2 separate regions of the Homo sapiens genome follow, and region 1 is linked to region 2. A link is a contact called in ENCODE Hi-C data. All regions are on one chromosome and are shown on one strand. Each heading gives the region's core, a stretch centred on a gene start or an enhancer-like site at or near the end of the contact. The rest is flanking DNA. Distances are from core to core; before and after follow the strand shown. Region 1 holds the start of WAC-AS1 (WAC antisense RNA 1). Region 2 holds the start of ARHGAP21 (Rho GTPase activating protein 21).

Region 1 (7,334 bases), core at 4,835-7,334, 3.8 Mb after region 2:
CTACGCATTGCTACATGTTTAGCATCTTTGACTTCTGGTAACTAAATATCTGTAGCACCCTTCACCCTTAAGTCATACTGAAAATATAGCAGTGATAAAAAAAAAAAATACTGCCACACATTTCCAAATGCCCCCTGGAGACTCAGCACTGCCTCTTTAAGAACTACTGCCTCAGGGAAATCTATTTTGCTAATATTACGGGGGCAGATGTCAAACAATAGTGACCTAAAATGTCAATACGAGAGTAAAGAATGAAACAAGTGAGGTACCACAAATAAGACTTAGCAGATGTTTGGCTGAAGTGAGCAGTTAAGAGTATACGGTCAAGAAAGGGTTTTCTGGTGGTAGGATTTATTATGTTTAAAGATCAGTGGAAATAATCCAGATGAAAGAGAGTTTGAATATACAAAGGAAGGGATAATTGATAATATAAGGTGAACTGAAGGGGGGGTGGCAAGAAAGGACAGATAGAGAAAATGGCCTTAGATGAGAAGCTTACTTTCCGCTTTGAAACAGTAACCTGAAGCACTTAGGCAATGCTGTAGGATCCTAACTGGTTTCCCTGCTCCTTGCCTTGCAATACAGATATTTTCAACACAGTAGCCATGTCATTTTCTGCTCATAACTTTTCAATGGCTTCCCAATTAACTCAGAATAAAAGCCAATCTTCTTATAATGGCCTATAAGATTCTTCACAGTCTGTTCCTCCACCCACTTCTTTAACCTCACCTCATTTCCTAATATTTTCCCTCTCAGTCACTGCCCTTCAATCACAGAGCTTTCCTTATTATTTCTGAACACATTAGGCAGTCTTTCCTCAGGACCTTTGCTCTTGCTGTCCCCTTTGCCAGAAACATTCCTTTCCAGACACCTGTATAGCTTGCTACCTCATCACCTTCAAATCTTTGCTCAAACGCCATGTGCTCAATAACCACTCTACTTGAAAACATTACTCCTCCATCCAACACTTTACCTACTGTTCTCTGTAGCACTTATTACTTTCTAAATTACTATGTCATTTGATTTTGGTGATGATGAGGCTTAAGTGGAATCAGTATATTCTATTATTTTATAATCTTCAGCAGCATGCAACTGCTCAGAGGTGCTCAGAAAATGAATGGTTGGATTAACTCAGGTTGAAGTTTCGCCAGACACAGGTAAAGGGTTTAGGGTATGCTTCTCAATATTAGCTGAACTTTAGTATCTATTACTTGGAAGAACTTTAAAAAATGGCCAATCTTGAGTCAGTAAGTAATTCTCCCAAGATCTGTTGATTGCATTATTTACATCATCCCTGCCTAGTACCATATGTTGATATGGTGACGTCCTGGTGTTTACTCCCCTTTCCTAGATAGTAATTTTTGTTGCAGTTTCTTATTTTTCGTCATAATTGAATGAAAGCTTCATATCACAAATCTGAGATCCCAAAGCATCTCCTTTTAGTTATGTATTATTCTTAAAATACAAACTCCATAAGAGCAAAACCCAAGTGACTTTGCTTAACACTATGTTCCTAAGACTTGATACGCAGAACTTCAATACTATTTTTTCAAAATGAATAACCACCAGTAGCGAAACATGTATGTGCCAGGTACTGCTAAATTATTTACACAATTTCAATTACTTTTCACAAACAGTACTATACCCTATTAAGTGAAGTTTAGAGACAAAGCAGGATAATCCTCAAGACTAGTAATTTGCCCAAGGTGATGTTGGTAGTCAATAATGTAGCCTGAGCTCTACGCAATGTCATACTGATTCTAAAACCCACGCTTTTAATCACTATACTAGGCTGAGTTTGTGAGGAAGGCAAGGACAGAGAAAAAAGAGATAGAAATGAAGTATGTGAAAATTTTTGGAAATATATCCTTATGATGTTTTAGAAATTGCAACAAAGCTTTTTAAAGTCCCTTTTGGCCAGGCGTGGTGGTTCACGCCTGTAATCCCAGCACTTTGGGAGGCGGAGGTGGCAGGTCACAAGGTCAAGAGATCGAGACCATCCTGGCCAACATGGTGAAACCCCATCTACTAAAAACACAAAGATTAGCTGGGTGTGGTGGCACGCACCCATAGTCCCAGCTACTTGGGAGGCTGAGGCAGGAGAATCGCTTGAACCCGGGAGGTGGAGGCTGCAGGGAGCTGAGATCACACCACTGCACTCCAGCCTGGCTATAGAGTCAGACTCTGTCTCAAAAAAAAAAAAAAAATCCCTTTCACAACTAGAGGCTTGAGGATTTCACTTTTTGGTTCTTCCTTCAGTTCTTCCTTCAATAGAATCACATTAAAATCTTGGTCAACCTATATATAACCTATGAGTTGATAGTTTTTCCCCTCTATTGGTTGGTATGTATTCAGTCTACAGGTTGAAATATGGGTCTTTTACTCATTTGCAAACTTGATATTTCTCATTAGATAGCAGTGTAAATAATCTGCTTTAAGATTTGCTATACATGCAAATTCATGTACATTTTTTAATATCTATTACAATATTTTGCCTGTATTAGGAATAATCTAGCTTTATCCTCCATCTTATTTGTGAGAACAGGACTGGATTTGTAATTCTTTTATTCTTTCACAAAGCAAACAGAAATAGAACCCAAGCTTTTTCCTCTTGAGAATTCAATTTTGCTATTTTTATCGTATACGTTTCTGCAGGCAAATATCCTTTAATTCAACAAATATTTATGGTATGCCACATGAAGCATTCATTCTAGTGGGAAACAACCAATAAACAAAATATATGGCAAATGGTTTAGGAAAAATAGATCAGGGTTAAGGGAGCAACATGGTGGTAGGGCGCCATCATGTAGAGTTCTCAATTAAACAAGACAAGACTTAAGCAGAGACCTGAAGAAGTGAGGGTGTGAGCCAAGCAAGTACTAAGGGGGAAGAGGATTCCAGGCAAAGGGACAGCAGTGCAAAGGTCCTGAGGCAGAGGCATGCTTGGTATACTGGAGAAAACAGGGAGGGAGGGTAGAATGGTGGGAAAAGAATGAGAAAGCAGGGCTGAGCGCGGTGGCTCACGCCTGTAATCCCAGCACTTTGGGAGGCTGAGGTGGGTGGATCACGAGGTCAAGAGATGGAGACCATCCTGGCCAACATGGTGAAACCCCGTCTCTACTAAAAATACAAAAATTAGCTGGGTGTGGTGGCACGTGCCTGTAGTCCCAGCTACTCAGGAGGCTGAGGCAGGAGCATTGCTTGAACCTGGGAGGCAGAGGTTGCAGTGAGCCAAGATCATCCCACTGCACTCCAGCCTGGCGACAGTGAGAATCAGTCTCAAACAAAAACAAAAACAAAAACAAAAAAAGAGCAAATAAAGAAGTCAGTGGATAAGAAGCCAGAAGTAACAGGCAGTTTACATATGGCCTAGTGGATCATGGCTATAACTTTGGCTTTTATTCAAGATTGGAATATTATCTGACTTTTTAAGGGATTACTGCACTGTATGAGACAGCAAACAATGTGGAAGCAGGCATAGAAGGGCAAGATCAGTTAGAAAGCCTTTGCCACGGTCCAGGTTTAATGATGGTGGCTTGGACCAGAGTGAACTTGCTGGAGGTGGGTTACAGAGATCAGATTGTGGATACATTTTGAAGGTAATGCTGGCAAAATTTGTTGATGGAGTCAATGTGAGATATAAAACAATCAAAGATGACTCCAAAGTTTTTAGCCTCCACTAGAAGAATGGAGTTGTCATTTCAAGAGATTGGGAAGATCTCAGCAGGACTTGTTTGGGGTGGGGGGAGATTAAGAGTTTCGTTTTGAATACATTAAGTTTGTGATGCCTGTTAGAAACTCAAGCAGTGCTATACAGTAGGCAGTTAAGTGTGAGTCTTGTGTTCAGAGGAAAGGTGTGGACTGGAAATTCAAATGTGGGTTTCATCCAGCCAGAGATCTGAATGAGATTGCCTAGGGAGAGAGAACAGAGGAGTGCGGGTTGTAAGATTTGAATCTCACGCCACTCCAGCATTTAGAGGCTGGAAAAGAAGGAGAAACCAGTAAGGAGTCTAAGGAACAGCCATTTGGGAAGGAAGAGAAGCAAGAAAGAAAATGAAATCCTGGTAGGCAAGATAAGGAACTTTAAGGAGAAGAAAGTTATCAGCTGTGTCAAATGCTGCTGACAAGTGGAGATGAAGACTGAGAAATAAAAATCAGACTTGAAAACATGGATGCTACAGATGATCTTGAACAGGTCCAGAAGTGTGGGAATGAAGTCTGTGGGTTCGAGAGAGAAGTAAAGATAAAGTATTTCTGTAAAGGAGAGCAGATCAGACTTTTGATAATGTGGTTTTATTTAGAGACAGTGTCTCACTGTCACCCAGACTGGAGTGCAGTGGCAAGATCTTGGCTCACCACAACCTCCGCCTCCCAGGCCCAAGTGATTCTCCTGCCTCAGTCTCCCGAATAACTGGGATTACAGGCGCACACCACCACACCTGGCTAACTTTTATATTTTTAGTACAGATGGGGTTTCAAAATGTTGGCCAGGCTAGTCTCAAACTCCAGACCTCAAAATGATCCACCTGACTTGGCCTCCCAAGGTGCTGGGATTACAGGCATGACCCACTGCATCCGGCCTATTTACTTTTTGAGACAGGGTCTCCCTCTGTCGTCCAGGCTGGAGTGCACTGGTGTGATCATGACTCACTGCAGTCTCGAACTCCTGGACTAAAGTGATTGTTCAGCTTCAGCCTCTGGGAGTAGCTAGGAATACAGGCATGCATCACCATGCCTGGCTACTTTTGAGCAAATGGTTTATACCAATTTCAGCAGACATCTAGTTATCAAACAAATTAGTAGTAATTTTGCTGCCAGTTTTCAAAGTTTCTATGAAATGTTATTTGTTGTACTCCTCTGATGTTTGTCTTCAATGGATTCACTACAAATATGTCAGAAATTACATGTTAAGATGCTACCGAATTTTTTTGTTTTCATAATTTCAGTCACTGTCAATTTTTTTTTTTAGTTACTGGTAGTTTAAGAGAGCATTAAATAGGCTTTTTATTGGTCTGCACATCTCCACAAACAGCAATAAGCTCTACATCTGGCAGATGGATGTGACAAATAAGATTATGTAATTAAAATTTTTTTTCCAACCAGTTGTGATTTCAGAGCCTTTCTCCCTACATCATTCCATCTCTCCATTCTATTAGGTCTAGCAATAACGTAACTTCTTGGATACCAAGTAAATCAGTTACTTTTTATTTTTTGGAGGGGGTTGTTTCTTCTGACTTGTTTACTATTTGCCTCTTCTGTGTTAATCACCTAATTATGTTTACCACAATTCTTTTCATTAAACTATGTTGCCTTACAAATAGTGCAAAAAAAAAAAAAAAAGTCAACCAATCACCCGAATACCACCACTCTCAACTAACGGTTGTTTGGTATACTTCACGTTTCTTCTCTCAATGTACCTGCAGCAGTACATAAAATCAAATTTGTAGCAATTTCACTTAACACACCTGAGAACTTTCACATGAATTTTCTTTCACCAATGGACTTCAGCGAGGAAGAAACAGAGGAGGGAAAAGTGAGAGATAAAGAGAGGGTGGGCAGGGCACCGCTGGGTATGGAAAACGTTAGAAAGGGATGGAAAACGTTAGAAAGGGGTGAAAAGCCGAGCGCAGTGGCTCACGCCTGTAATCCCAGCACTTTGGGAGGCCGAGGCGGGAGGATCGCTTCAGGCCAGGGGTTCGAGACCAGCCTGGGTAACACAGCGAGACCCTATCTCCGGAAAAACTTTTTTTAAAAAATTAGCCGGGTGTGGTGGTGCATGCCCGTGGTGCCAGCTACTTAGAGGGCTGAGGTGGGATGACCCGTAAGCCCCGGAGGTCGAGGCTGCAGTGAGCCGTGATCGCGTCACTGCACTCAGACTGGACGACAGCGCGAGACCTGTCTCAAAAAAAAATAACAAGGGGTAGGGTGGGGCAGTGAGATGGTTCAGCGTTGTTCCCAAGGAACTCATCTCCCTAAATTTCCAGTCTCAAGCGCCGCTTTCATTCCCTGCCCCGAGCGGCGCTCCCCGCTCCGTGCACGCATCTCCGCTGAGGGCCGCCCTGACGCACGGCCTTCTGCCTTGAACACAGAACCCCTCAGCCCTTCCTATTAGCCGTTTCTGGCCGGGACTGCACGCGCTCCTTCCTGCCTCGGGGCGCAGGGTGAGACTTACGTCTAAAGGGCGCCCGGCGAGCTCGCAGCAGCCCCTGCCCCGCGGAGGGCCGGTGGCGCGCGGCGTCCGGTGAGGGGCAGCGGCCCGGGCTCGGTTCCGGCTTCCAGCAGCGGCCCGAAGGCGCCGGAGCACGCTCCCCGCTCCCCAGAACGCAGCTTCCGCGGCTGCAGCCCAGGCAGCTCTTCGGGAAGCGTCCGCCCGTGGTCTCGCCAGGGGGTTTCCGACCTCCCCGCCCGACAGCGCAGGGGCGGGGGCCGCGGCCGGAGAGCTCGCCCGAGAGCACCCCCTCCCGCTGCGCCTCTGGGCGCACGCGCAGCCGCTGCAGCCTCCCTTATTTAGTCCGCGATGGCTTCCCTCGCGCCCCACCGTCCTCTTCCGGAAGGCGGCTCCCTCCCTGCGCAGCCCGGAGCCCCTGAGATCAGCCTCGAGCAGGCGCCCGAGCGAGACTATCCCTAAACGGGAACGGCGGTGGCCGACTCGCGAGTGAGGAAAAGAAGGAAAGGGCAGACTGGTCGCGAAGAGAAGATCCAGGCCTCAGAGGAGGAGAAAGGCCGGAGCCAGCCGAGGTTTGCCGAGGGCGGTGTTCCGGACCCGCGCGGTGCGGGGAGGAAGGCCGAGGGTGGGAGAGGAGGGGCCCGGCGGAAACTGCCGAGGTTTCCCGAAGGCGGCAGCGTCCGAGTTGCCCGGATGTAGTTGGTGGAGCGGCAGCGGCGGCACCAGCGGCGGCGGCGGCGGCGGGAGGAGGAGGAGGAGAAGAAGGACCAGGCGGCGGCAGCAGCGGCGGCGGCGGGGGGAGGAGGGGAGGAGGCGGCGGAGCAGGAGGAGGAGAAGGCGGAGGAGGCAGTCGCTCTCCGCGGGGCTGAGCCGGACGCGTCGTCTTGCCCCCCTCCCCCCGGTTCGCGGTGCCGCCGTGTAGTTGGCGCCGCTGCCCCGGCTGAGAGTGAGCGTGGTGTCGACGGAGGGAGATGGCCCGGGAGCGCCGGCGCCAGTAACTGGGAGCTGATGAGAGTCGCCGAGGGCGCGCCGGGCCCAGGTGCCGGGGCTGCCCGCCGCCCGCCGCCGCCGCCGCCTGCGCGCCCGCCCGCCTTTCGCGGCCGCTCTCCCCCCTCCCCGACACACACTCACAGGCCGGGCATTGATGGTAATGTATGCGAGGAAACAG
Region 2 (6,795 bases), core at 3,797-6,296:
CTATTACTGGACAAGAGTATGGACTACAGATAAAAAATGAAATAAATGTTAGAAATGGAAAAAAAATCATGTGGTTAAGAAAGCTGAGGGAAAGTTTTCTCTTCTTTGGCTTAAAAAAAAAGTTAAACCTTGAAAGATGAAGCTATATGGATATGAAAAGGGGTGATAATATCATAGAGGATTCAACAGAAGAATCTATATAAAGTGATTTTGTGAGCAAAGTTACTCAAGGATTGGTGTCAGAAGACTTCACGGACTACACACACACACACACACACACACACACACACCCCAAAAATCACTTAAGAGGTTCAGAGTGAGTGATTTCAAGTTTTAAAAATACACCTTGAGATGTATAAAAGTATATAAATTCGTGTGAGTACCATCTGGACCATCCTTACTGTATAATGCCAAGACATATTCTACTGAACTGTCCTAATTTCTTATTTGAAGAGGGCTGTTTATTTGTTTTGAGGCTTCCAATATATCCTGGGGGTGGGGAGGCCTAAATGTATATCATATATCAACACAATAAAATTGCAATGCTTAAGATGAACAAGAAATCTCTGATTGTTTTTCAACAAAGCACAAGGCCTTATTCAGAGAAGGTGGAGTTGGCTAATTAGATAAAGCATGAAACAGAGACTCCTGTTAATTCATTACATTGATTTCTTCTGTCCTATAAAGTTAGGTTTTCTTGGCTGATTAACAGCATTACTATTAAGACACACATGCTCATCTCTTTGTTAGTTAAAAACACAATAATAAATGTAGTATCCAAACACATTATTGATTTTTAAAATTTTTTAAAGAGTGATAGTACCACTGTGGAATGTAGTGCTTCTAATAAAATTGACGACAAAAATTAAATGCAATGTTCAAAAACCTAAATATCAGCCCAAAGTATTTCATTAGCAACTAACTCCCTATTACTAAAAAATATTCACAAGATTTAATGTGTATCAGAAGCATCAATCACAGATTAAAACACGTCACAACTAAATACAGGCAATAATTACACAAGTTCTCTTCACTCCCAACCCTGAGGTTTTAAAATGTTTTCTGACAACATATATCCCCTTTATTTCCACTTCCACATAGAATCTAGGCAAAATACCTATTCTTTAGAAAGTCAAATAATATTGTAGTTTAATACCAAACCTAAATACTGTATATATATTTCACATAAGCAAAACACAGGTGATATTGTGTTTTCTTCATTGCTAAACTTAAAAACAAGATAGCCATGCTGCCAGCAGTAAGGTCCAAATGAAAACAAATTTCACAGCCGTTAAAAAATACATAACTGTCATTGTTAATAAAAGCCAAGTGTGCAACAAACTGGAAATACTGCTTGCTAGCCAAGGACAAGATGTGTCTAAATTCTTGGTTTCAGGACATCTCTTAAATGACCAAAAAAAAAAAAAAAAATCAAATAACATTAGTTCTTGCAAACAGAATGCAAATACAATGCTAATTAAAGTATTCACAAGACAATGACAAATAAGGCTTCAGGACCACAATACATATTATTATGTAACTGCAATACACATTAAGCAATCACCAGGTTGCAGGTAGGCCTTCCAAAAGGAGTTATTATGGTTTACCGTGATCAGAGGATTGTGGTGTTCCACTTAATCATGCTTTTGCCTGCAAGCAGGTGTTTACAGATGTCAAAAAGTAAAACACTGATTCTAAATGTAAACCTACAGTTCTGCCTAATAAATTGTACAGTAATAGCACACTGTACCTCACAACGTTTTCTGCATAAACTTTCTAATTCGACATGAAGTAAGCTGCATGAAGCAAGTTTCTCCGCTTGCTTTATGAACCAAAATTTAACTTCTGATTCATTTTTATTAAAATGCCAAAACTCACACACTTAGAGCCAGCCCTTGTTTCAAGGACTATGAAGTTAAAATTTAACATCCGGTGCAAAAGAAAGTGAGACAGTGAATGAGGGTTCATTTGGGTATGTTATTGTCTAAAGTAATCCTCAACCCTTCAATGAAAACATAGGCATCTCAAAAGTAAAATTTAAAGGATAACAATATTCAGTCTATTTAAAGAACAAATTACAGGAACCGCCAATGATAAACATAGTATATTCATAATAGAAGTAAATTCCGAATACTTCAATCTCCAAACACGAGGAAAAAAAAAAAAGGTGAGAGGCAACAGAGTATATGCGTGTCATAAATCAATGTATTTTCTATGATTTCTGTCCTGCCTGCTCAAAAATTTTCAGGAAGTCTGGAGTAAAATCTCTGGGCCCTTGGGAAGATGTTAGATGCTAGATGCTACCCTAACCAGCAACGCAACCCACCTGACACCCCAGAGCAGCTCACAGAACTTCAGAGTAGTGAAAGGGAGGGTATAAATAAGAGAACAGTAAAGGCAGGAGATTTTTCCGGGAGTTGGAATTACGACTCTGTAAGGTCGTTTTCCAAGGCTGTGCTTAAACTATTCACGGAAAAACACTTCTTTTTCTACCTAAAGCAGAGATCTGCAGCAACAGCAGCCAGACTCCCCTCGTCAGTACCAAAGAAAGACTAAGTTCCAGGTGCAACAAGCATACTAGCTGCCCTCTCTGCACCTTGGAGCAGACACAAATGCTGAAAGCCACCCCCAACCAGCTCAACTCCAAATATCTCGGAAGGGGACTGAAGGAAAACGGATACTGAGGTGCCCATTCTCAGGCTTGTAGCATCCACAGCCACAGAGACGGGAGAATTCCTGGCTCTGAGAAGGGGTGACCAAGATGAGGACATTCCAAACTGCGGGACATGTTCTTGCAAAAGAAACACGGGAGTCCCTGGAAACAGACGTGGGCCAGGCTTCTCCTCGCTACTGGTTAAGCTGGGGCGCTCCCGCCAACAGGCTCAAAGCCCCGGGAAGCCCCTAGTGAGGCCCCGTGGCCGGTAACCCCCAACTTGCAGGACGCTCAAGACACAGGCCACCGCCCTGCCGGCCAGGAACGCTGGCTCCGCGCTTACCTCGCAGGCCTTGAGCTTGTCACCATCTCCCTCAGACAGACCAGTCCGACGCGTGGCCATCATTTCATTTCAAATGACAAAGAAGGGACAAATCCTTTGGAGTCCACATTGGACGTGGCGGGGAATGCCACCACACACCCGAAGGGGAAGAATTCCACAAGCAGGCTCCGAGGAGGGGCAGGGCTGTTGAAACAGACAACGTGCCAGGGAATAAAGGTTTTCAGGAAGCGCCTTCAAATGCCTCGCTGATTTCTCGTGACTTCAACTGACTTCGCCTTCTTCTTCCATTTCTGGAGACTTAAAAACAAAGGCGACAGGTCTTCTTGGCAGCCAGTGTCGAGGCCAATTGCAGAAAGCGGTCCCCTTCTTCCCAGTGCCACTCCTGAGTCCTGGAAAAATCCGAATGGGTCGTGAAGGTTCGAGTGTCAGCTCCTAGAGAGATCCTAGGAAAACGAGAAGTTAAAGGTCATGAACTTTCTCCAGGCGCCTATCACTGTCTTGCCCACATGTCCACACCAAGTTCGCGTTTCCTCCCGAGCAAAACAAACAAAAAAAAATTTTAACGTAAACAAACAAAAAGCCTATAAATTCGAGGGGGTGTTTAAAAAAGAGAAATCTCGAAACTGCCCAGCGGTTGCGTCAAACACACCTGGCTGTTATGCAGCCTTCAAGAAAAAATGTTCCCCATTCAAGTGCATTTTAATTCATGTCTTTCCTGGGTAGAGCAGAGGGCTGTGCATGTTGTTTTCTGCATCACCCAGACAGGGACACTTCGGTGAAGTTTTCTCCCCCACGAGGCTGAAATGGGATCACACTTTCCAAGCCCCCTCTTCGCTCCCCTCCGCCCCCCAAAAACGCAAGCACAAAGCCAGCCTGGCTGGGGCCGGCGTGGGCTCGGCGGCGTCTCCGGGTGACTCGGGCGCCGCCCCTCCGCCCCTCCGCCCCGGCCGGCGTCCCCGAGGAGGCGGCTGTTTTCCTTGGCCCGCGGCGGGGCTGGGTGGGGACGGCCGGGGAGGCGTGCGCGGCCGCGGGTGGGACGCCGGCGCCGCTCCCGCTCCAGGGCATGATTCTGGAGCTACACCCGAGCAACTCTGAAGTCGCGGCTTTTCCCCCAACTACCACTCGACACGGCTTCCCTTCCCCTGTGGCCACCTAGGGGGAAAAAACGAGAAAAAGCAAACCACCACCCACCTCCCCACGATTCCCCCGCCCCTTCCTGAGGCGGGTCGGGGACCTCGAGCTCCCGAGGAGAGCGGCCCCAATATGGACTTTCTCAAAGGTGCTAGGAGCCCCGGGGCGAGACAAAACCGGGGGCCTTACCCTTCCCGCCCGCTCGGGCCCGGCGGCCGAAGCGCGGCGGCGAGCTGAAGCGGAGACGCTGGCCGGGCGCCGGGCCCGGCCGGGACGCGCTAGGCCGCAGGCTCGGTTAATATTCATGAGCGGCCCCAGGCGCCCCTCCTCCAAGGCTGGCCGGCCGGACCCCAGCGCCCACCGCCGGCCTTTGTGCCCTTCCCTCCGCCCCGCCGCCCGCCCTTGCTCCGCACACGCGGGCGCGGCCCCTCCGCCCCCGCCGGGCGCCCGCCGCGGGCTCCCTCCGGCCCCGAGCCAGCGCCCGGCCGGGTGGCCTGTGGCGGGAAGGGAGAGAGCCCGCGGCAAGCCGGGCACTCCACGGCCCGCGAGCGCAGCGCCCTCTCGGCTGAGACGGAAAAGAAACCAGACACGCACCAGAGGAAGCGGGACGAGTGGATCCGCACGGGGCTGGCCGGCTCCGGGACAGCGCGCCCCGCCCGCCCGCCCGGCGTGAGCCGGACCCCGCAGCCGGACGATCCCGCGCTGCCCGCCGCCGCCGCCGCCGCCGCCGCCGCGCTCCGAGGCCGCCGCCCCCGGCCGGCCGCTCCCAGGCACCGCCGCGACCTGCCCCGGCCGGCCCCGGGCTCTCGGCCGCCGCAGGAGGGCGTGGGGCGGGGCGGCGGCCGCCGGACTCTCCCCTCGCCTCGCCGGGCCGGGCCGGGGCCCAGCTCCGGCGCCCGCGAACGCCAAGTGACAGAAGCGCCTCGCTCCGTGGCCGCGCGGAGCTGTTTCCCGGGGGCGGATTTCTCGCTTCTTCCTCCCTGGATCCACCTCCTCCCACTCCACCTCCTTCCCCTCCCCTCCCCAGGGGAGGCTCTGGGGCTGAATATTTTCTGTCTTGAATAACACGGGACCGGGGAACCGACGCTGGAGAAGGGGGATTAGCCGGAGGCCGGAGCGGGGTGCTCGCCTGCCCCCTCCCCGTGGGTCGCGGGACCTACAAGCCCTCGCCCCCCAGCACCCCAAAACCAGGCACACAACGCTCCCCGCCCCTGCAGTCTCCCAAGCGCTGAACGGCAGCGTCCAGGGATGGGCTTGCTCCCGGGAAAGGAGACCTGGTGGTAGACGTCTGGGGTGGAGAGGGGGACAAGCCTATAACAGCGACATCTGCAGACTCCAGGGATCAAAGGTCCTAGATTGGGGGACAGGGCTTGGCAAATTGTGCCCCCACCCCTTTTTTGCAGCGGGAAGGCAATGAAGCTGCGACGAGACGTGGGACTTCCAGATAAGGGAGTGTCCCCTCACGCCTCACAGCAAAAATCTCTTCCTGTGGTGGGAAGGGGGAAGTTAGCCAAGCGTTGCTCATTCAGTTCTTTCCCTTTTATAAATTCTGCAGAGCGGCTGAGCGAATTTGGCGCGGCTAGCGGAACTGTGGAGAGGCGGCTGCGCTTCTCTGTCCGCCACACTCCAGGTCACAGCGGCTCCGGAGCCGCGGCACAACCGCCACCCTCCCCACCCAATTCCCGGGCCTTGTCACAGACCCCGGCAGCTCGCTCCGCCCCGCCGTGCCTCACAACATCTCCCGCTGCAAATTACCCAATCGGGAGACGCGACGAGAGAACGCGAACCAATCAGGGGCTGGTAAATCAGGCTTCCCTCCGCCCTCTTCCCCGCCCCCGGGTGAAGGCCACCGCCCCCTCGGCCTCTCCTTCCCACCCCGCCCCGCTCCGGGGAGGTGGCTCCCCGGCTCCGAGCCTCGCGGGGCTGGAGGGGGAGTTGCTCGCAGTCAGAGGCAGCGTTTGTCACCTTGTCACCCTCATCCTCGCCCCCTCCCATACACACTCCCCTCCCCTTCTCGGTGCTCCTGCTGGTGCTGTTGAGGGTCATTTTTATCCTCACTGCGGCCGGGGACTGCCAGCTATTGTGTCTGATCAGCTGCCACCGCTGTCCAGAGGGAAAAAAAGAAGAACAAAACCTAGAAACTGTGGAGTCCTCTTACCTTTTCCTTCTTTCTTTCTACACTCTCCCCTGTAGACTTAGAAACATCCCTTCTCCTTCCCCGCCCGCCCACCACCTGAGGTCCTGTTTCTTTATGGGGGACAGGGGAGCGGGGACAAAAAACACTCCCTGCAGCTGGAGTACCTGCGCCTTAGTTTTTACATCTTCCTTAAAGTGGAAGGTGCCAAACCAAATCTACAACTAAATCCTCCGCTTCAATTCGAGGGAAGACGTTGACGAGATCATTTTTATATGGCCATGAAATTTGCGTGTTCTTGACAGCCTGTCACCAAACAAGTCAGCTAATAATCAAGAAAAGAAAAATAGAATAAAATACAAGGACTGTATTTCAGTCAGATGGTAATTTACTAAATAGCCCAGTGGCTGTAGCAGTATCCAGTGCTAGATACAATTGAGTAAATTAACAAGAAGTGAATAGAAATTCAGGGTTCAAGTAGCTCACCGCTTGTGGGCTTATAGAATATGTCCAGAAAGGAAAAACAACTTACAG

The links. Hi-C counts contacts between places; a loop is a spot of excess contacts on that map. Pooled maps may share reads with other maps.
Region 1: a loop to region 2 is called in a map with no recorded cell type, with 8 times the contacts of the local background. The contact joins the promoter of WAC-AS1 here to the promoter of ARHGAP21 in region 2. A Hi-C loop is called at or near these places in 4 of 37 single-sample maps with no recorded cell type and 7 of 50 pooled maps.

Annotation. Positions count from the first base shown.
Region 1 is chr10:28,526,270-28,533,603 of GRCh38, forward strand. It overlaps WAC-AS1 (WAC antisense RNA 1), which reads right to left and starts at 6,085. Exons shown (of 3, transcript NR_033805.1): 1 at 5,466-6,085. It overlaps WAC (WW domain containing adaptor with coiled-coil), which reads left to right and starts at 6,849. Exons shown (of 14, transcript NM_016628.5): 1 at 6,849-7,334. The coding sequence starts at 7,311. RefSeq lists silencers at 6,103-6,522, 6,893-7,042, 7,253-7,332 and enhancers at 6,249-6,932, 6,553-6,742.
Region 2 is chr10:24,718,841-24,725,635 of GRCh38, forward strand. It overlaps ARHGAP21 (Rho GTPase activating protein 21), which reads right to left and starts at 5,047. Exons shown (of 26, transcript NM_020824.4): 1 at 4,722-5,047; 2 at 2,997-3,439. The coding sequence starts at 3,059. RefSeq lists silencers at 3,827-4,136, 4,197-4,556, 4,577-4,656, 4,747-4,816, 4,847-5,036 and 1 more and an enhancer at 4,580-5,490.